Linked DNA regions of Homo sapiens: region 1 is linked to region 2. Evidence: read pairs that join two places in POLR2A ChIA-PET (ENCODE). Cell type or tissue: CD4-positive, alpha-beta T cell. All regions are shown on one strand. Links, peaks and the distances in the headings refer to the core of each region. The heading gives the core; the rest is flanking DNA. Region 1 overlaps LOC107984543 (a long non-coding RNA gene). Region 2 overlaps ATP2B1 (ATPase plasma membrane Ca2+ transporting 1).

Region 1 (2,925 bases), core at 121-2,620, 140 kb before region 2:
CCAATTGTATGCAAGATAGTTTTATCATGGTAGATGGAATTATTACCTTGTTATTTTCTTTATTTGGATATGAAGTATGCTTTAAGGAGGTGCATATGGGTGCCAAATTGACAAGGGGTGAACTTGGGATGTTAATTTTATGTGTTACCTTGACTGGGTCACAGGGTGCCCAGATATTTCATTAAACATTATTCTGGGTGTGTTCATGAGCAATTTTCTGGGTGAGATTAGCATTTGAATCAGTAGACTGAGTAAAACAGATTGACCTTCCCAATGTGGGTGGGTCTTATGGAAACTTTGAATGGTTTGAATAGAATAATAAGGTAGTGTGAGGGAGACTTCACTCTCTCTTCCTGACTATCATTGAGCTGGGATATCAGACTTCTCCTGCCTTAGAACTTGGACTCAGACTGGAACTTAGGCCATCAGCTCTTCTGATTCTCAGACCTTCCAACCTGGACTGGAACTATGCCATCTGTTCTCCTGGGTGTCCAGCTTGCTGACTATAGATCTTGAGACTTCTGAGCCTCCACAGAATTTCTTATAATCAATATATAAGAACCTGAGAGGTTCTGTTTCTCTGGAGAATCCAAAAGAATACAGTAAGAAATACAATAAATAAATGAATTATTAACATTCCCTGTAGCTAAAATATAACACAGGAATTAGGATATGGTAAGTGTCTGAGTCCATTTTCTGTTGCTTATAACAGAATATCTGAAACTGGGTAATTTTTAAAGAAAAGGAATTTGTTTCTTACAGTTATGGAAGCTGGGAAACCCAATGTCAAGATGCTACATCTAGTGAGAACCTTCCTGCTGGTAGGGACTCTCTGAAGAGTCCCAAGGCTGTGCAGGGAATCAAATGGGTAGGGAACTGAGCATGCTAGCTCATATCGCTCTGCCTTTTTTTTTTTTTTTATAAAGCCACCAGTCTCATTCCTGTGAGAGCTCATTAATCTATTAACCTATTAATTCATTAATCCATTAATGGACTAATGCACTCATGAGGGCAAAGCCCTCGTGACCCAATTCCCTCTTAAAAGCCCCCTGTCAGCACTGCCACATTGGGGATTAAATTTCCACATGAATTTTGGAAAGGACAAATATTCAGCCTAAAACAGTAGCTAAAAATATAGCAATAATAATAATAATAACAAGAATTAAATGTATTATTCTCTAATTATACACAAGATACTCTATCAAACTCTTTAAATGGACCATTTCATTTAATCCTCATAACACTATGTAATAGGTAGTACCTTTACAGAGAAGGTCACTGAAGTTCAGAGAGATTAACTAACTTATTAGGGTGACATTATTATAAACTTTAAAAAAAAATTTTCCCAAATAGAAATATCTTTCTTTATTATTTCTGTTATTTCAAATCAATCAACTAATCAACTGAGCAACAAGAATACACTGAGCTTGGTGTTATCTGCCCCAGGTGATTTCCTGTAAGGAAATGAAGCCACAGACAAAGTGCACAAATATCTTCCTGGCTTCAAGAAACATTAGATCAACTACTCTCAAAAACACATGATGCCTTCGGACAACCCTTCTATTTTTTACTTCTGTAACCAGTTATTTGCAAAAGAAAAAGTAAACTAGAAGAGCTGAATAATTACTAATTACAAACAACTATACATAAGGAAAAAATGAGTTTAAACAAAGCATTTTAAACCATGTAGTCCATTTTTTAAATGTGGAGTTCATGTTATTAGTAACGTGGGGATTACGTTTTACTCTAAAGGCTAATAAGTCTGTCCCTGGTAGACTTAATTAAAAGCACAAAAACAAAAACAGAACCTCTTTTTCTCCCTTTACATAGCTACCTAGGTCAGAGGTTGGAAAATTGTTTTTGTAAAAGTCCAGATAGTTAATATTTTAGGCTTTTGGGCCATGGAGTCTCTGTTGCAACTGCTCACCTCTGCCATTGTAGCATGAAGTCTACCACAGAAAGTAAGTAAATGAGTGAGTGTGGCTGTGCTATAATAAAACTGCCTTTGTAAAACCAGGTGGTAGATTAAATTTGGCCTGAGGGTTATAATTTACCCAATCCCTGATTTAGTCTAAGGTACCTCATTCCAAGATTAGAAAACATAAACAGAGAAGGACCAGTCTTTCCTCATTCTGATGGAAATTACTTATTGATGAAGTCTAAACTGTTGAATACTAACACTCATAGTGAAGAGTAAGTTGAGAAAGAGTAGAGGGAGCAATAATTACAAGATGATGCCTCAACTGGAGCGTATTATAAATAACAACTACAATACAGCCTAAGAAAATAATAAGAAAAGTTACCCTTTAAGACAGGAATCCATCATTTTACTCAATGTCATCTTTTATCAGCAGACTCTCAAACATTATTGGTTCTTTCACATAAATTCCACTTATCTACATATATCAATCTGCTCTAGAGCAAAGCAGGCTTGTTACTTGTTGCTTTCCCCACCATTATGGCAACTTGTGTGCTGAGACAGATAATGCCAATCAGAAAATATCCACAAATTAATTTTTAGATTATTTTTAATTATTCACCCAATTCCTAAGCAAGCTAATTTATTCAAAAGAAAATGTCCATAGTTGAGTTTCAAGTCAAAACAAATTGTCTTGGGGGATCTGTAGTGAAAATCTATGAGATTGTCTTCCCAGAACCAATTTCTGAGAATCAACTTTCACCCATCTATGTGGTTCCCGTGGTACTGATAATCCCACCCCTCAAGCCACTATTAAGTGGTTCTGTATTCATTTGCTAGGGTCATTGCAACAAAGTCTCAAAAGCTGAATGGTTTAAATAGAAATTTGGGTCTCACAGTTTCTAGCGGCTAAAGGAAGGTGTCAGCAAGGTTAGTTCCCTCTGAGTGCTTTGAGGGAGAATCTGTTTCATGTCTCTCTCCTAGTTTTTAGTGGTTTGCTGACAACT
Region 2 (2,925 bases), core at 150-2,649:
TTGAACTCTCACGGCGGATTTTTTCTGCTACTTTAGCAGTGGCTTTCTTTATCAGCCATATTATATTTTGGTTTCACTGAGCTTTCTTTTAATCTTCTTCACATTTCTATTCTACTATACTTAATGTGCTTGGTTTTTGAACACAAGACTAGGACTTCACTTTGACACCTTACATTTCTCTTGTTATATTCAGCCCATCATTAGATATCAAAATCTTTTTAAAATGTTGATCCATTGTATCTACTGTCCCTCCAAGTGTTCTGTTATCAGAAAACTTGATAATCATACATACCATTTATCTGCAAGGATCTTACAAGAAACTGTTATACACAAGAGACATCTCAGAATCTCCTAGTTAGGGGCATGCCACTTTTAAAAAGCCCTCCCCACCCTGCTTCTAAGTGTCTGCTATACCACCCTTCCTTCACACTCAGGATTACCCCTCTGGAGTCTTTTCCCTTTAGGTTGACAACATTTTACGGTGGTTTAGCCACTTAGATTTATTTGATGTTATTTAGGATAGTAAACCCATATTGTTGTTTCTCACATGAATATTTTGAAACATTCTAAAATAACTGCCTGGCTAAAATCCTGGTTTGCTATAACTACAGCAGTGTTTTTAATATTTGAGTGGTTTGTTTTGTTCTTTGAGTTTTGCTGTTAGCTATAAAATCTCTATTTCGAAACAAAAATGTATGTGAAAAATTCTGGACGCAGATCCAGGTGGCAAGCCCCCCATTCTAGGTTTTTTTTCTATGTCCTCCTTGAAGCAGTTCTCAATGTGCTTCCATACGTTTCTTAAGGCTGAGTAGAACGCAGTTTGAAAACCAGCACAGTAATGATTCCATTTATTGAATGTTTTACATGCACTATCTCATTAATCCTCACAACTGTACAAAGTAAAGACTTATTATTTTTTTACTGATAAGTAAACTGAGGCTTACGGAGATTATATAATTTGCTCTAGATCAAAGTGCTAGTAAGTGACAGGTCACACCCTCTTCTCTGGCTCAAGAGTCTACCCTTTTATGCTGTGCTCCATCCTAATCCACAAGAGTTGAAAGTCATTGAACGCTGAAGGGAAGTTTGCATCCTCACTGTATTCCACAGTGTCTTTTCCAGTAAGCTTCTTTTCCCCCTGAGTCTTATACACTGGTTTTATTAATCTAGTCTAGAACATTCCCCAGAAATTAACATCTAATTTGTTGACTCCCTTTTTTTGTTGTTGTTGTTTTTTTTTTAAAGAACAGGGCAACATTTTTTCTTCTGTGGGCCTCCAGCCCTTCTCCCATTCCCTTGACTGCCTTAGCGATTACTCAGAAGCAGTCCGGGGTAATGTGTCTCAGTTCCCTCAGTGGCCTGGACTGTGGCCGTCTGGTCTCTCCAAACTTGAGCTCATTAAAAGTAGCTAGGTATTATCTTACTATCTCCTCATCAATCTTGAGCTTCTATTCCTTCTTGACCATGTTTGTTCCATGTTTTCCGTTTGAAGATAGTTCTCCTCGATAAAGAAGCTAGAAGAATATAGGATGAATGGTTCTCCTGCTCTTTGGCATTTTTAATATTGTAGTGCCTACTCCAGACAATAGGCCTGTCCCTTCATTACTTTATTGCTTCAGATATGCTCATCTTTCTGTGTTTTCCAAATATAAGCTGATTTGGAGAGCTGCCTTACCTGGTAGTCTTACTGGCTTATTCTATACATTCGTATTCTAGTTTTACTAAGTTACCTCTCCTATCTTTTGTACATATTTTGTCCTCACTCTCATCAACACTCTCCTGTGTGCCAGTTGTCTTTTTTTTTTTTTTTTTTTTTTTTTTTTTTTTTGAGACGGAGTCTCACTCTATCCCCCAGGCTGGAGTGCAATGGCGTGATCTTGGCTCACTGCAACCTCCGCCTTCCGGGTTCAAGCAACTCTCCCGCCTCAACCTCCTGACTAGCTGGGACTACAGGTGCATGCCACCACACCCGGCTAATTTTTTATTTTTAGTAGAGACAGGGTTTCACCATGTTGGCCAGGCTGGTCTTGAACTCCCGACCTCAGATGATCCACCCACCTTGGCCTCCCAAAATGCTGGGATTACAGGCATGAGCCACCACACCCGACTGCCCGTTGTCGTTTTATAACATCCCTTCCTCCTCCCTCTCTACCCCTGCTCTTCCTCCTCCCTCTCCACCTCTGCCCTTTTCTGCTTTCTTGGGGTTATATTTGTATTTAGTTTTAAAACTTTTTGTATCATATTTAGGTTTATTACAGCTTATAAAATAATGAAGTCCTATGGAAAAATAAAACAAATATAGACACCCTAAATTATTTTGCGGTATTCTCCCGTAGGTAAGACTTAGGGAGTGATTGACCCAGCAGGTCATCACAAGTCAAATGTTTTCTAATCTGTAGACACACACACCATTGTGTAACAACTGTTATAGAAATGTGAACTACTTCTGCATAATTTAGCATGGCTGTATTCATTTCTTTTGGAAAGCTTTAATTCCCATTTTGTTCCTACAGATAAGAAACAAGATGGAGCTATTGAGAATCGCAACAAAGGTAAATTTAGGAGGACAAAAGTACAGTGAGCTTGTTTTCATTATATCCAAAAATCTACTGTATACCATATTTATTCAAAAGTAAGATACATGTGGCAGGGAAAATCAACAATATACGTTAGCTTGGGTTAACCTTTCTTCCTGCCGGTGTCTTAGTCATGTCGTCACTGCAATGTTAATAAGATTTTAAGTATGATTTGTGGTACAGGTTGAGTATCCCTTATCCGAAATGCTTGGGACCAGAAGTGTTTCAGATTTCAGATTTTTTTTTTTTTTTTTTTTGGATTTTGGAATATTTGCATGTACATAATGAGATATCTTGGGGAAGAGACCCAACTCCAAACACGAAATTTATTTATACATTGCCATATACA

What was found. Peaks named below come from ENCODE experiments on the same cell type or tissue, not always from the same donor. Only the 100,000 strongest peaks of a DNase experiment are listed, where the experiment ranks them.
Region 1: POLR2A ChIA-PET joins it to region 2 with 6 read pairs; 2 of 35 experiments call an interaction of 5 or more read pairs at or near these places.

Annotation. Positions count from the first base shown.
Region 1 is chr12:89,765,173-89,768,097 of GRCh38, reverse strand. The region is part of intron 2 of LOC107984543 (a long non-coding RNA gene); the gene reads right to left. Among named protein-coding and RNA genes, the nearest start is that of ATP2B1-AS1, 58 kb to the right of the region's middle. RefSeq lists a silencer at 1,943-2,002. In CD4-positive, alpha-beta T cell, for the core only: no CTCF peak of the experiment used is centred there; a DNase peak (open chromatin) is centred at 1,457; H3K27ac peaks cover 694 bases.
Region 2 is chr12:89,627,305-89,630,229 of GRCh38, reverse strand. ATP2B1 (ATPase plasma membrane Ca2+ transporting 1) reads left to right here. Exons shown (of 21, transcript NM_001366521.1): 7 at 2,514-2,552. Among named protein-coding and RNA genes, the nearest start is that of ATP2B1, 80 kb to the left of the region's middle. In CD4-positive, alpha-beta T cell, for the core only: no CTCF peak of the experiment used is centred there; no DNase peak of the experiment used is centred there.